2 separate regions of the Mus musculus genome follow, and region 2 is linked to region 1. The links are chromatin loops, found by intact Hi-C in ENCODE. Cell type or tissue: gastrocnemius. All regions are shown on one strand. Links, peaks and the distances in the headings refer to the core of each region. The heading gives the core; the rest is flanking DNA. Region 1 overlaps Tmed10 (transmembrane p24 trafficking protein 10). Region 2 has its middle 23 kb from the start of Batf.

The links. Hi-C counts contacts between places; a loop is a spot of excess contacts. Peaks named below come from ENCODE experiments on the same cell type or tissue, not always from the same donor. Only the 100,000 strongest peaks of a DNase experiment are listed, where the experiment ranks them.
Region 2: it touches region 1 in a loop (4-fold over the local background); 29 of 42 quality-filtered maps call a loop at or near these places.

Annotation. Positions count from the first base shown.
Region 1 is chr12:85,342,096-85,350,427 of GRCm38, forward strand. It overlaps Tmed10 (transmembrane p24 trafficking protein 10), which reads right to left. Exons shown (of 5, transcript NM_026775.4): 4 at 2,130-2,256; 5 at 1-1,454. The coding sequence ends at 1,333. Among named protein-coding and RNA genes, the nearest start is that of Nek9, 6.9 kb to the left of the region's middle. In gastrocnemius, for the core only: a CTCF peak has its summit at 4,465 (motif pointing right); a DNase peak (open chromatin) is centred at 4,467; H3K4me3 peaks cover 207 bases; H3K27ac peaks cover 4,913 bases.
Region 2 is chr12:85,659,727-85,668,058 of GRCm38, forward strand. It overlaps the pseudogene Gm33312. Among named protein-coding and RNA genes, the nearest start is that of Batf, 23 kb to the right of the region's middle. In gastrocnemius, for the core only: a CTCF peak has its summit at 3,357 (motif pointing left); DNase peaks (open chromatin) are centred at 2,724 and 3,350.

The sequences.
Region 1 (8,332 bases), core at 204-8,203:
CAACGGACATCTCACTGACAAGGACAGACAGATGGCAAACGACAAGAATGAGAAAGGATGCTCAACGCCATCTGCCATTAGGAAAATGCAAATTAAAACCATAATGAGATATTACAGGCATCCACTCAAGGGGAGAAGTTAAAATAGCAATGATAAAGACCACAGAGAATGTAGAGCTGTAACCTGCCATACAGCCACTCTAGACAGAGCAGGGAGGCTTCCTTTAGAACTCCATGTGCTTCCTACACAGCACAGCAACGGCCCTCTTAGGTATTTATCCCGGAGTGATGAAAACTTACATTCACCTAAGAACTTTAATAGTTAGGCCCAATCCCCAGGCCACCCACATGACCTTTAAGCACAATGCAGTACCATCCATAGCCTGGAGGAAAACCAGGATGTGCACCGCCTTGGAGAGGCACCTCATGGGAATTATGCTGAGTGGAGAAAGCCAACCTCCAAAGGTTACACTCTAGATGACCCATTTACATAACAGAGTTAGAGTTCAGAACAGGGCAGCAGATTAGGGAGCCAGAGCGGGGGGGGGGTGGGGGGGGGGGTGGAGAAGGGAGTGGCTAGCTGCAACACTGCAAATGAAGACCATGGGATGGAACTACTCTACCTGGAAATGATCGACAGGATCTACAAGTGATAAACTGGACAGAACTAAACACACATACACAAGGACTTCAAGCAGTTGAGCACAAACATTTTAATGGTCTAAAATGAGATTTTTTTAAGAGATTATCTACAGTTCAAAGCTCACCTTTTAATGTGTCCCACCCATGACCCTTTTAGGAGACATAAAATTATGAAGGATATCACCAGAAGCTATGTAAACATTTCATCTAAGGACCAAGAGAAGTTCAAGGTGTTTTCACAAGGAAACCAAAGAGACAACTGATATGAAAGAGCTGACCGCAGTCAGAGAAATCTTGGGAGGAGAACTAGAGTGAAGGACAAGGCGATGAGCAGGTGGGAGAGAAAAAGCAAACAGCTCAAACAGATCCTGTGAGGCGGGCGACCCAGGACGAAGGCTGGCTTTGGCGTTATCTAGGTAACCCCGGTTTGTTGTTTTGTTTTATTTTGTTTTCTTTCCATAGGCGACTTTAATAATCTTGTTGCAAAACCAGTCCAAATCCTACTGCATTAAAGTCCTCATTGACTTGTTGGGTATAGGTGGTGCCCATGTGCTCTCATACCAAAAGTATCAGTTCTGGCAAGAAAGCTCAGCTGTGCCTTGATGGTACTGTTAGTAGAATGGCCTTGGGCTAGGCCAGGCATGTCCCAGCGATGTTCTGCTGGCTCTAGGGGACAGAACACTGAGCCTCATTACTCTATCAACTTCTTGGCCTTGAAGAAGCGACGCAGGTAGAAGACCTGCCAGGTGGCTAGTCCAATGAGGCAGAACATGGAAAAGATGCTGAAGTACAGGACCCGGGTGTTCGTGGACTCTAAAGAAACAAAACAATGCAAAAACACTGTAAATGGAATGAAGTTAAGTTGCTTCAGTTTGGCTAAACAATGGCTAGGGCGTAAAGACAATTAGTTAGCCTCATTCTGTCCATAGGTCTCAGAGTTCAAACAATTAAAGCAAGCAAGCAAAAGTGAGTATGGTAACACACCTGTGATCTCAGCACTTGAGAGGCTAAGACAGGAGAATCCTGAATTCCAGGCCAGCCTGGGCTACATAGCAAGATCCCGATAAGAAACTCTAAAACTGTACTAATAGGATCTGAAAAACCTTATGCTGAGTTGGTAACTATAGCCGCCTCAGTGGTACACCACTTTCTTAGCATGCACAAGGCTCTGAGTTCCATCTCTAGCCCTGTTTCCTTTTGCTTTGTTTTTAATCCCATTTAAAATGTTAAAAATTACAAGTTGGTAATACTTTGCTACAAGCTAACCAAAAATATAGTCATTACATATCACCAAAGGAAATGTCATTCTTCTGAAAACCTAGCCAGCTGATTTACCTTTTAGTTACAATAGCCCTAGAGAAGCAATTTTATTTCCCTAAATCATATTCCACTTTTCCCAAACTGAGAAATGTGTACGTTAGCATTCAGTGTCCAGAATCTGTCTCCTTTACAGCTCACGCACTGAGAAATGAAAGCTACCCCACTCACCATTAGTGTCCCTCATCTCCTCTTCCCGCTTCTTCATGTAGGCAAAGTCATTAACAATGGACTCGGAAAGGTCCTCGAGCCGTCGTAACTCCACCTCCAGTGGTTTGAGTTTCTCGACTTTTGCAATCTGGAAAAGATCAGAATTGGATCCAACTCCCTGAAAAAACTGCTTAAGTAAAGAACATCAAAGCACAAAACAAAGCCATCTGGAGGAGCAGAGTCTCCTCCTTACAGCCTGCACTGCACTGCACCCGTAAAGAAGTAGTGAGGGCAGGAGTTAGCCAGTGTGGGAAGGAGCCCAAGAGAAGTGGGGGAGGGGTGTGAGCAGAATGCACCATCTACGAGTCTGTGTACACATTCAAATCTCTGTCAATCATTCTAAGATATTTTAAAATTTGGCTTTCTACCTTTCTCTACAAACTATATTTTTCCACCTTAGATCTTTAATTTTAATTAAGATTTCTTTAAGATGTGTGTAGTAGTGATTCATGTAAACCCAGCATTCAGAAGGCAGGAGCAGGGAGATCTCCAGGACAAGGTCAGCTGAGTGTATAAAAAAGACTTCACAACAAGGCTAGGGAGATGCTGTAAATGGCTCTGTGGTAAGATCACTTGCTATGCAAGCAAGAATACCTGCACTCATCTCCAGCATCCATGTTTTTAAAAGCTGGGCATGGTGATGCATTCTCGAAACTTCAACTTTGCATTGTAGGGTGGAGACACGAGGAGACAGAGCCTGTGCACCACTTCCAGCAAAACAGAACAGCTCAGTGGAAGGCTGTGAAGGAGGAGGTCCTGTCCCTCCACATTCCTGACTGTAGTACAGCACTTTACATTGCCCTTTCATCCTTTGGTAGGCAATTGACACTATAGCTAGCATGGCAGCTTCGAGAGTCATATTAGGTGAATGTAGGCAGAAGGAGGAAGCATGTGCTCCTGCAGTATCACAGAGGAGCTCAAAACCAAAACCAAAAACTAACAGGGTTTTGCATATCTAAGTCATACAACACTGGACTTGATTATGTTCAGAGCCAAGAGAAATCATACATTTGCTAAAAACGACCCTAAATCTACCTTGACCGCTCTTCAATTCCCTTCCAGAGGCAGCTACAGTTACCAACTCAGCATAAGGTTTTTCACACCCTATTAGAAGATAAACAGTGTACAGTTTTATAGCTTTTCTAGTTGAGAGTCCAGGGTTGCCATTCACCTAGTATTTATCTGCACAAAATTCCCCAAGGAAAGCTGGGAGCAGTGGGACATGTCTTTAATCTCAGCACCTGGGAGGCAGCAGCAGGCAGATCTCTGTGAGTTCAAAGCCAGTCAGGTCTGTATAGTGAGTTCCAGGACAGGCTACATGGTGAGATCTCGTCTCAACGAAACAACAACAAAAACAAAAAACTCAAAACCAAACAAATAAAAACCCCAAGGAAAAGGTACTAATAAGACATATAATAAACCAAGCGTAGTCTGCGTAACATCTTCCTCTTGCTCTGCACTTCCCTATCCAAAGCTTCCTGACTGAGACAGAGAGGCAACAGTATGAAACTTCTTAGACATCAATTATTTAAGGGTCCCTAAATAGAAACTTGCAAAAAGGAACTGGAACTGAAACTGTGGTTGTGCTCCAACAGCTAGAAATATATATATATATATATATATATATATATATGCATTACACTATTATATTTTTATATAATAAATACACACACGCCGGTACTTGGGAGGTAAATCAGGAGGATCTGAGGCTCTAGAGCAGCTGTGGCTACCACACAATAAGTCTACAGAGAGCCTAGGCTACATGAGACCCTAATTAAAAACCAACCAACCAACCAACCAACCAATAAATAAATGGATGGATAAAAGGTGAACTATTATACTAGGTCAGCAGGGTCTGGTTAGATTTCTCAGACTAGCAAGGTTAGAGAATGGTCCAGTTCTCCACTGCTGCTACTCTCATGCTTGCAGGCAAAAGCATAAAACCTTAAAAGAAATTCCAAGTGCGTCCTCCAGGAGACCCTCTTCACTTGCCCAGGACTAAACACTAGTCAGTTCAAATATAAAAAGTAAACTCTCAAGGCTGGGACCAAGCTTCACGAGCATACACAAAGCCCTGGGTTTGAGCCCCAGTGCTGCAAGTAAGTAAACTTAACACTTGTTTAAAAGAAAATGAAAACCTACCACCACCCCCAACAACTGTTCCGCTTGTCTAAATGCCTGACTTAATGCTCCAAGTTCTAGAAGAACACCAGCTTGTATGTTTCATGAAGACAGCCCAGTACTCTGCTTTTTTCTTCCAAGGCAGAAAATAAGGCAGGCCATGACAATGTGAAACAAATATTCCACTAGGGGGTGCCGTTCTCCTGATATATTGTGTATAGCCATTAAATAATCACAGAGTATTAGAGGAACTAGGTACTCATTTTATGGGTCCATCACTTTACAGAGGAGGAAACTAAGCATTCCACAGAAACTCACTTTTTAGTGGCAGACTACAATTTTCAGTGGCAGACCCGATTAGACTAAGATGGGCTCTGGAATCTCTAGCCAGGCACCTAGTATGCAGCACTGGCTTCAAAGGAGCCCATTTTCTCAAGTACTGTGGCTCCTTAAGCAAGTGCTTTGTGATCAGAGTACTCTGCATCCTTTCTCCATAAAGCCCACTGCCCAGAGAAAGCCCTCAACATCTACCACTCTAACGTGACTAGTTCATATTGCTTAGAAAAAACTTAAAGCTATGTGGACTTTCCCTGTCTATGTACCTTCAGAGCATCAATAAATTAAGCTTTTCCTAAAATGCATCTATGCCTGCCACTCTGATGCCACAGCTTAAATCCAGAGAGTACCCAGACTCATCTGAGAGGTACTGAGATCACTAATCTGCAAGCAAACAACTAAAACTAAATAAGCTCAACTGCTTCCAGATCCACAGGAAAGCCTCCTGTTCCAGTCAAATTAATCTGCTACCTTCATGGCCTGCCTCAAAAACCCAAATCAGTTCCTATAAGCTCCAAAGGCTAAACAATAAATGTGAGGGACATGAAGTCTAACACAGGTAAACAGAAAGAACAAGATTCAAGGACCAATCTCCAGCACAGGGGAGGTGCACCAATCACAAGCCTGTTCACAGCAGTTCAGAGGGCCAAGAGGCTGCCCGAGCTGGCTTCACATAGCAGTGCCAACCCCAGGCACTGAACCTGAAAGCTCTCATTGAGAGTGTCCAGGATGGTTCTCCATTAGCCTCCGTTCCAGTGCCTTACTCCTGTCCTGTCCTGTCCTGTCCCGTCCTGTCACTTAGACTGTGCCACTGGTACAGGGAAGCAGAGCCCTCCTTCCTATGGCACTCAGAACACTTGGTTCTGGTTTTCTTTCTTTAGCTGTGGCCTCAACTATGTTTGGGGGCACCTTCTGATAGAACGGCAGGCTTAATAGAATCTAGTCAAAACAGGACTTCCTCCTATTGAAAATTCGGACATCTACAAAAAGAAAGGTCACACGCAGTCAGGAGTTAGGGGACAAGCTGCCTTTGTCCCCCCAGTTACACAATCAGGGAGTCTATCTCTGCAAACAGCTACTCCAGTTCACGAAAGAACAAGTTGCTTTAAAAACAAAATTAGGGGGAAAAAAAAGGGTAGATTTGCATCCTGAAGATATAGAGATGCTGCCATCTAAGGAGCAGAGGCAAGGCAGTAGCAGAAGTCCTTGAGACACAAGGGACCAAGCATAGATGGTCCCTTGTGTCTCTTTCAGTGTACAGTGTTCTTTCTCTTTATATTACAGCCAGTATTTGTCTCCCAAGTATAAAATACTTTATATTAAGACTATATAACAATTTTACTAAGTCCCTCCTAACATTTCACACAGGCTACTGTGCTGCTCTGTCCCACTATGACGACACTGAGTAAGCTGGCCGTGGTGATACAGGCTGGCAGGCCTAATACCTCAGAGGCTGCGATGGAAACGATTGAAGGTTTGAACTCACCTAGGGGCCTACACAGTTGAGTTCCAGGCCAGCCTGGGCTACATGGCGAGGTTCTGTCTCAAACAATAAGACATTACTGCATGCTACAGGACAGCAGAGGACTTCGGAACTGAGTCCACATTCTTGAGATGTTGGATGTGAAGGAAGTTAAAGGGACTGATTTTGGCCTGTCATGGCTACTCTAGGCCTTTGCCTCAATCTGTGCTGGTGTTGGGAGCTGAGAGGAGGGAAGTCATTAAAGAAAGTGGTGGGGAAGAGTTCGTGGTTAGGAAGCAGAACCTTAGAGCTGTGTTGTAATCATGTGCGTAAAAAGCTTAGGACATGCCAGACATCCGAAGCAGGAAGCAGGCAAAGGAAGCGATGTAGTTCCTTTCCTCTAGGGATTCCCCTCTTAGATTAAGCAGAAGGTCAAAAAAGATGAAATTCTTGTCCAGTGTTAGTAACACCTAAGGATACCGGAAATGCCAGGAATTGTGATTCCTGTGGTATGTGGTATGACAGCGGCATTCATACCATTCTTTATACAAAGCCATAGTAACGCCATTGTTTTGGGGAGAGTATGCTATATCTCGGGTTTAGCAGGGCTTCAGTACCCTGTTATTTAATACACAGATGCTTAATGACAGAACAAAGTTACAAGTCATATAGTAGGAAGCAATGTCTCTGTTTCATAGACTGAGCCAAGGGTAGAAAAAGCAGCAGTAACAACACAGTGCAAGCACTGTACCTATTCTTGTAATCCAAAAGAGCTATATCTTCAACACTCCAAGGCTCAGGGAACACAGTGGGAGAGTCAGAAGAAATGTAAGCTCTAGTGGACACGGGGTGCTGTGAAATGCTGTGTTTTAGACATGACATGGCCCTAGTGAACATGAACTCACAGCAGCTATACAAGACCTGAACAAGATCAAGCTAGTCAAAATTCCAGCACAGATAAGGGAAGGTCTCAGGAGTGCACAGCCTAGCTGAGGACCTACTGCCTGTAGATGGCTGTGTTCTTTGGGAGTGTGGTCACTGGTAGGTGCCCATGCCCCATAGCCATGTGCATAGGACATTACTAACCAGACCAGTAGTCACAACACCTGAGGGCGTGTGTCGAAGGATCCTTTCATGGGGTCACCTAAGACCATCAGAATACACAGATATTTTCATCACAATTCTAATAGTAGCAAATTAGTTATGAAGTAGCAACAAAAATAATTTTTTGGTTGAGGTCACCACAACATGAGGAACTTTATGAAAGAGTTGCAGCATTGGGAAGGTTGAGAACCACTGAATTAGACTCAGTGAGCTATAAAAAAGAAGACATGAAGTTAAGAGACATGTCTGAGAGGGTCTGGATGTAGTCAAAATGCATTGTGTGTGTGTGTGTATATATATATATATATATATATATAAAATTCCTCAAAAAATTTTTTCCAGGCATTTTATATCTCATAATAACAGTTTAACAGTTATCTTATAACAGTCAATAAGATTCTTCAGAATCTTGAAAAGTTAAGATTTCACTTTCTGTGTGGTGGTGGCACACACCTTTAATCCAGAACTTGGGAGGCAGAGGCTGGTGGAGCCCTGTGAGTTCAAGGCCAGCCTGGCCTGCAGAGTGAGTTCCAGGACAGCCAGGGCTACACAGAGAAACGCTGTCTTGAGGAACTGGAAAACTTGTGTTTTCACTTTTAAACTCATCAGTTAAAGAGGCTCTCTAAACAAGCCTGGAGATACAAGCACTTTAGCCTCCACTGGGAACTGTCTGATATCCGTTACTGTATCACTGCTTGCTCTAGCGACTACTTCCAAGGAACTTTGGTTTCACTCAATTGAACACAAGAACAAGAAAAAAAGAGGAAAAACTTTGTGGACTTATAGTTACTTCCTGATGCACATATGGCCAATCACTTCCTGTCTGCTTCCAATTTAGGACATTTTCCTCCCAAAATCTTGACGAGCCATGTCTGTTCATCATTTTTCAAATTCTACCTAATCACTTTAAGCAACGTTTTTTCATATAGTTAGGATACACCAAACTATATTATATATCATTCTGTAATACTTCCTACCAGAATAAAATGTCTGACTCTCTTACAGCTCTTTGTACCACCCAGCCTTCCTCCTTTACTTTAACTGGAAGTTATTTTTTAGCGATTGTTTCTCAAAAAACAGCACAGCTGTTCAAGACTAACCAGCGTTTGAGTCTAAACCCTAAGATATACACCTACTTGTT
Region 2 (8,332 bases), core at 261-8,260, 320 kb after region 1:
TTTGTTTTGTTTTTTCGAGGCAGGGTTTCTCTGTATAGCCCTGGCTGTCCTGGAACTCACTTTGTAGACCAGGCTGGCCTCGAACTCAGAAATCCGCCTGCCTCTGCCTTTTCCTAGCTCTGTTCACTGAAGGAATTTAAGGATATCCTCAGCTACATTGTGAGTTCCAAGACAGCTTGGGTTTCATAGGACCATGCCACAAAACAAAACAATATATTATGTGTCATGGGACTGTGGTAGTTCCTGGTGATCTTCCCATCTGTGGCCCTAAAGGCTATCATCTTTCTTGGCTTCCTTCCTCTTGCTCCCACTGAACTGCATAGTTGATATTTCCTAATTAACTTCTCTGTATCTTTACTTTGACTCCATTTAGACCAGTTCATGTCATTGTCAGGTAGTCACCAGAGAGGACTGCTCCAACACAAATTTAAGTCAATAGAAAGTCTTTATTAGGCTTTTTGGACAGGGATATCGAGAGGCAAGATGTAGCTACTAGTATCCCCCAATTTATATGGTAAATCCACCCGGATTTGCCACCAGAAGATTTAGATTGAATATGGCTTACAAGATTAGGATTCTAGTTGTTGTGCCTAGCGATTAAGTCACCATTGTTTCTGGGGAAAAAAAAAGAAAAAGAAAAAAGAAAGAAAGAAAGTCTTTATTAGCCAGCCAGTGACAACACTGGGTTTTCGGGATCCCAGTGTAGCCCTGAGCCTTTCTTGGGATGGGCTTTTAAAGCACAAACCCCATGTTTTGGGTTGACATACTTCAGCTAACAAGAGCAGTTCGCCAGAAGTGGAACTACAGAAACTAAAAAGTAAGGTTAGTTACATTCTGAGACTTTCCCAGAGCCGTGGACTTTGATGGGTTAGGCCTTTGTTTTAGTTTTGGCAGGTGATGGTGTGTTCACAATGAGTTTTACAGCCTGAATGGCATTTCCATCATGGAGTCAGTCATGCTAAGGTCTGGTGCCCTGCTACCAGAGAACAGAAAGTCAGGATGTAAGGGCCTGAAATCCAGACAGGCCTCCTTCTGAATCATGTGACAATAAATTCTGTTGGGGCCATGGCACACACCCCCCCCCTCTCCGTGTGAATAAGGCAGCCTGGCTCCTGGATGCAGGTGGTGGGGCCTCTTCACCTGGTACCGGCTCGCTTGTCATTCAAGGTTCCCTTCAGGCGTGGCTGAACTTTCAGTGGGTTTTTGGCTTGAAGCTCACCCAACAGCGAGCCGCTGACTAGAGGAACTTAGCCTTTGCTTGGGGGGTTGGGGGGGGAGGTAAGCAAAGAAGTGGTTTGGAGAGCGAAAGGCTCAGTTTGCCTCTGCCTGGTAGCCCATGTGAAAGGCGCTTGCTTCTGTTTGAGGTGCAGGGTGTCTCCGGATGGGACCAGGAAGTGGTAACTCCTTCAACCTGGCCGCCCGTTCACACCTTCAGTGACTCATTTTGATGAAACTCAACGGAACTCCAAACACCTGCACACACCGTGGAGTATTTTCAGATAGAAAGCTTCCCAGCTCCCTTCTGTACAGACCCCAGGAAACAGACCCACCAGAGGCACCAACAGCCCGAGAGAACACTGTTCCTGACTGCGCACACCTCCTTGCTCCCGTTTCTGCGCTCCTGGATACAGTAAGCACTGGCCTTGAGGGGTCCAAGGCGAGCAAGTAAAACACGCTGGGGTGACTGTTTTATGCACACCCATCAGAGGCACAAAACATATACATACATGGGGATGCATGTGTTGTGTTTTTATAAGCAGATCACTAATTTGCATATTGTGACTGATGTCAGTTTTATAAAATAAAAATTCGAGTTATGTGTGTATCTAAATTTATGTCTCCCTAGATGATAGAATTATAATAGTTTAATTGTTTTGTTTTGTTTTGTTTTTCGAGACAGGGTTTCTCTGTGTAGCCCTAGCTGTCCTGGAACTCACTTTGTAGACCAGGCTGGCCTCAAACTCAGAAATCCACCTGCCTCTGCCTCCCTAGTGCTGGGATTAAAGGCATGCGCCACCACACCCGGCTCATTTCTTTCTTTTATTTTGTAAAGAGTACACTGTAGATATACAGATGGTTGTGAACCTTGTTGGGAATTGAATTTTAGGACCTTTGCTCACTCTGGTCAGCCCTGCTCGCTCTGGCCCAAAGATTTATTTAATATTATACATAAGTACACTGTAGCTGTCTTCAGCCATGCCAGAAGAGGGAGTCATATCTCATTACGGGTGGTTGTGAGCTACCATGTGGTTGCTGGGATTTGAACTCAGGGCCTTCAGAAGAGCAGTCTGCTCTTACCCGCTGAACCATCTCACCAGCCCCCTTCCATTCTTCCTTTCTTCCTTCCTTTTTTTTCCACATTGTTTTCAGACTGCACCTTGTTTAGTAGTCTAGGCTGGCTTCCAATTCCCCAATGATTGAGCTATGGGTATACTCTCTTCACCTACTTTGATTTTTTGTTTGTTTATTTGTTTTTTTGTTTTTTTGAGACAGGGTTTCTCTGTATAGCCCTGGCTGTTCTGGAACTCACTTTGTAGACCAGGCTGGCCTTGAACTCAGAAATCTGCCTGCCTCTGCCTTCAAAGTGCTGGGATCAAAGGCGTGCGTCACCAACGCCCAGCTGATTCACTTATTTCTTATTACAAAACTTTCTGTCTCTTTCCGCCATTTTGGCGCCTATGGAGGCCTGCTGGGAACAGGACTTCTAAAAGCAAGTGTGTCTGGAAGGCTGTGGTGCAAGGCCATTTTTGCTGGCTACAAGCCAGGTCTCCGGAACCAAAGAGAGCACACAGCTCTTCTTAAAATTGAAGGTGTTTATGCCCGAGATGAAACGGAGTTCTACTTAGGCAAGAGATGTGCTTATGTGTATAAAGCAAAGCAAAGCAAAGCAAAGCAAAAACAAAACAAAACAAAACAAAACAAAAAAAACAAAAAACAAAAAAAAACCCAAAAAAACAAACAAACAAACAAAAAACAATACAGTGACCCCTGGAGGCAAACCAAACAAACCCAGAGTGATCTGGGAAAAGTAACTCGGGCCCACGGAAACGGTGGTATGGTTCGTGTCGAATTCCGAAGCAACCTTCCTGCAAAGGCCATTGGACACAGAATCCGTGTGATGCTGTACCCATCCCGGATTTAAACTAATGGAGAGTAAATAAATAAAAGCAAAACAAAAACAAAACAAAACAAAAACCCAAACAACTTTCTGTAATTGACAACGACACTAAGGACCACTCTAAATCCTTGGTCCAGAGGATGCTTCTTGAGCCAGATTGGAGACCCGCTAAGATTCCCTTCTGAGCTGGGGAAAGCCTTGCCTCCTCTAACCAATATCTTTGCTGCCCTCCAGTGGCTATCTGGGGCCGCAGCACGCCTACTGTCTCAAACTGCCTATTTCTTCTATTTCTATTTCTATTTTGTTTCCCAGGAACCCGGTTTCTTAGAACTGGCTTGCTTTTCCGAGTTTGAGGGCCATTTATATTCAGTGAGGTACTCGGGTGTGACCCTTTTCAAGATCCGGTGGAAGTGTCGATCTTGTTAATCTCCAAAAGATCCCAGCTCATTGCAGACCCGAAAGGGCCTGAGTAGTGGCGCTGAGAGCCCACGTTCTCACAGAGGAGCCGCATTTGGTTTTTGTTTAGGGTCCTGACTGCTGAAGTCCACCAAGCACACCTTTCCAAATGCTAAAGGCAGTGTTTCTCCTGAAGTAGGAGGAGGTTTCTGCTTTGGCCTTCCACTCCCAGACGTTTTTGTATCAAGCTAATTGCTCCATCTCTCTGTCCTTCATCTGCCGGGGGGGGGGGGGGGGGGGTTGTCATCATGCCTTCGGGATTTTTTTGTTTCTCTGTATAGCCCTGGCTGTACTGGAACTCACTCTGTAGATCAGGCTGGCCTCGAACTCAGAAATCTGCCTGCCTCTGCCTCCTGAGTGCTGGGATTAAAGGTGTGCACCACCACGCCCAGCATGCCTTCGGGATTTAACACACACACACACACACACACACACACACACACACACACTGTGCCACCCCCAGCCACTAGCAGGGGAGCCGAGTCGCTTTTCCTGTGGCCATGGCTCACAGACCTGTATTGTCCAACCCTGTGGGGGAATCAAGGCTGCAGTCCATCACGCTGCAGCCACAGTCAGAAATCAGAGAGGGGTGGGTGCTGTTCTCAGCTTTTCTTCTCTTTATTCAGCCCAGGACCCCAGCCCATAGAACTGTACCAACCAACCACCTCCGGGAACACAATCTAGATACTGCCGGAGAGGCTAATCTAATCTAGGGCCCAAAGCTTGTCTTGTAGGCAGATCTAGATCCTGTCCAATTGACAATATTAGCCATCTCAGAAGAGATAGCTTATCTTCATTTTGCAACCAAGAAAAGCAAGATTCAGGCAGGCTGAGTTTCCAAAGGCCGCACAGCAGCTGGACAGTAGAGTTTGATTCTGTTTCAGCTCCCAGCAGCCCCATCCTGATGGGGATGGCTCTTATTGATATATTTTAAATGAAAAAGATATTTTTATTCCCCACTCCTACTTGGTTGAAATGAGGGAGATTCCAGTTGCCGCCACAGATAGGCACCACGGAGGTGGCTTTATGCATCTCTCTTTTCATGTCTGCAGTGGTACATAGAGGCACTGTCATTTGGTAGATGGGTGATTTGGGAGGGGGAGTCCAGGCTCTTTCCATCATTGCTTCTGATACAGGCCAGGATTCCCCCTGGTACTTCTGAACTGTTCATGTGGCACTGACTTAAAACTTATTGTGTGGTCACACTTCCCTGGCAAGGAGCCTGGGAGATGAAGGCTTACACTGTGCAGCAGGCTGAGGCCCTGGGGCCTCAGACCAGGTTGCTTTCATGTCTCCTGCAATGGATGGTCTGGCACCCAAACTGACTCTCTAGGTGTGTACTGGGATAGCCCCCACCCTCTTCCTCCCTCTTACGGCAGACTTCTAATGTTTATGCTTGCATCTCTCCCAGGACACCAGGCTCCTGACTGTGGGTCCAAGCTGACTTCTCAGCCTATAAGGTTCCTTCTACAAGCAGGGCTCTGGCAACTGTGGCATGGATAAAGGTGGGCAAGCTGATGGGGGGTAGGGGGCGGAGGAAGCAGTTGATAGTGGTCTCCTAGGCTCCTCCGCCCCCACCACAGTGAGTTTCAGAATCGTGGGACAGCAGCTCTAGGAACAGGGCTAGAAAGCCCTTTGAGGTTGATTTGGAACTTCTGCTCGTTAAGAGTGGAACTGAGACCCTGTGTGTGGTCACAGGTCGTCAGTGCCTCTACACCTGGCCCCCCATGAGAGCCTCATGTAGTTGAATCCCCTCTAGTCTGTTCTGAGCCTATGTCCACTAGTGCCTAGGCTTGAACTCGTGGCCAAACCGATCACCATCGAGATACTAAAACAATGGATGGTATTTATTTGTTTAGAGTTTGTGTATTGTTCAACTCTCAACATCTTTGCAGTAGCTTACATAGGGATTGTGGTAAGAGAAAAAAAAATCTTCAGCAGAAATCCAGGCAAGTCACATGATGTCTCTGACACTCTGATAGACTCTGGGATTAACAAAATAACCAGGGTTTATTCTGGCCCAAGTCTTTACTGGAGACAGTTTTTAGTGTTTCTAAAACATTCTGTTTGTCCTTTCTCTGCCATTGTCATCAGTGAATCTGTCCTATGCTGAGATTAGGAGTGAGGCTGGGACTGAAACCAGCTTACACAGTCTCTCTTGGGGGTTCTGAGCACTCCTCAGGTCTCTGTACCTCACTAGGCTGCTCCCTTTTTCTGGCTACAAACCTGTTCTGGATACAGGGTGGTAACAAAATGGCTGTCCTTTTCCCTTGCCAATCCTAGCCTCACCCTCCTGCCTAGTGACCTTGGTAAAGCACTTCTGGATTCCGTTGGCACTACAAAAACTGTGGCTCCATTTGCTTGCCTGGGACTGGTGCTGTGCCTGGTGTAGGGTGGGGAGAGAGGCTTAGCTCCTGTAGGGCCCCTGTGGAGAGTAAGCCTCATGAAAGGTGAGTTGGGGGCAGGACGGACCACAGTTTTCCCCTAGCCTCTCCCCTTCGTGATAGTGTATGTTGACTATGAGGGCTCTTCAGGTCATCTTTGGGATGGAACAGGATCCTGGAGACAGGAAGGGCTGATTGGTGAGGGCCTGGGCTGAAGAAAACATAGGTCTGTGCCCTTGATGGGGCAGGAACCTGAAGGTGGAGAAGTCTGTAGGCCCAGGAGCAACGGGCCCTAGTAAGATCTGTATTCTAGAAGGGTCCTTATCCCACTGAGGTTAATTCTGTGCTGATTCATAAAAGAGAGAAGAAAACAAACTAAAATCTAGGGTTCTGAAGGAGTAGGCTTGCAGTGGGCTTTACGAAGAACAAAGGGCAACCTGAACCAGAAGAGGGGTTTCCCCCAAACTCTCCCTCCTCACCCTGTGCAGTTGGCAAAGAAGCTGAGAAAGTGAGGTGGGCCTGGAGGAGCAGGGGCACCGGTGGGACACTCTCCATGTCCCTCCGACAGTCACAAGCTTCCCAGTCTGTCACTGCGGAGGCTGCAGAGCCTGTCTCCACCTGGAAGACAGGAAATGGACAACAACAGGAAGTGGAAATCAATGTCGCCCTATGGTATCTTACCAGATACTAAATCCAGAGTATTTAACCACCAGATCATTTACCAGCGTGAAAACACACAATAGCAATCAGCCCAGTAAGTCATACCAGGACATCATCTCGGCTGTTGTCCTCGGCATTCTTCACCCCAGATACAGGCTGTACCCCGACTGTATTCACAGTATTAAGTTCATCTTTCTTGACATGGCACAATGTTGAGCAAGCCCAGCTTCCACTTACATAAAATGGAGTCCTCTACCACGCCCCACCTGCCCGGGGGCCGTGAGCCTCACACAAGACTCTGATTGTAACGTGCTTGAATGGGACCTGGGAGAAAAGATTCTCTATGAATGGTGGCTGACGTAACTTCTGGAAGCCGGTGTTTGATTTTTGAGGTCAGTTATGCAATATTGGAAATTTCCAATGATCTAAAAGCACATATGTAAATGTGTGCACATACACGATGATAAATGGAGCTGGAAAAGTCAGAAAGAAGCACCTTCTAAGTGTGCTCTACTCCCATCAGCAAGTGTGCCCTGTTCCACCACAACTAGGGGCCCGGCCCGGTTCACATCCTGAGGCCCTGCCCTTGAGGCACACACAGATGATAAGGATGTTGTATGCTGTCCTACTAATGATAGCAGTAACTATGGCTCACAACTACACCCAAAGTGTAGATTTATGGAATGTTCCACACCACATGCCCCCACAACAACGTCATGTTTAGAAAAGAAGACTAAAGCGCTGAAAATTTCAATAATTTGTCCAAAGTCACATGATTAACAAATGAAGGCACTGTGATTTGATTTGGTCTGTCTGACTCTAGATCGGCCGTTCTTCCTTGTAAGCAGGAGGCTGTGCTTTGAATGTGGTCTGTCTCTGAAATGTCTGTTGAAGTCCCATTGCCTTTGGCATAGTGTCGGAGGTGGGAGGTTTAAGAAGTAGTTGAGTCATTAAAATAATAATAAAGTTGCTAGGGTGGTGGCGCACACCTTCAATCCCAGCGCTCTGGGAGGCAGAGGCAGGCAGACTCCTGAGTTAGAGGCCAGCCTGGTCTACAGAGTGAGTTCCAGGACAGCCAGGGCTACACAGAGAAATCCTGACTTGAAAAACTGTTGAGGTTCGGTCTGTTGCTATGTATTGCAATGCTAAATTCTATACCCAAAGGTCTAGATCTACAAGGACTATCAGGTTCACAAGCTTTTGTTGTGCAAACCTTGTTCCTTAAAACAACAACAACAACAATAATAATAATCAAAGTGTCAATTACAAAAAGTTGGAAATGGGGCCATTCTCACAAGAACAAGAACGAGGTTTTGCTCTTGGTACTGAATTGGCTGTTACAAAACCCATCCGCTGTACAGTCCTGTCTCTTGGCATGCCTTTACCTGCCCATCCACCTTACCATCAGGTTACAAGACAGCGCAGGTCCTCCCTGGCAACAGGCATCTCATCTTGGACTCCCAGCCTCCAGAAATATGAGCTAAATAAACTTCTTTTCTTTATAAATCGCCCAGTGTTGGGTATACTGTTACAGCACCAGAAAGTGAGCCAAGACAAGGTGAAAATTCTTCTGACTTTTCCGTGCATTCACAGACATGGACCAGAGACAGTCCGACTCTCAGTGTCTTCTTTTAATACTGGTCCTGCAAGGAGTTTCAACATCCTTCTAATTGCTGACATTTGACCTCCGACGCCTTGAGATTTTTATCTGAGC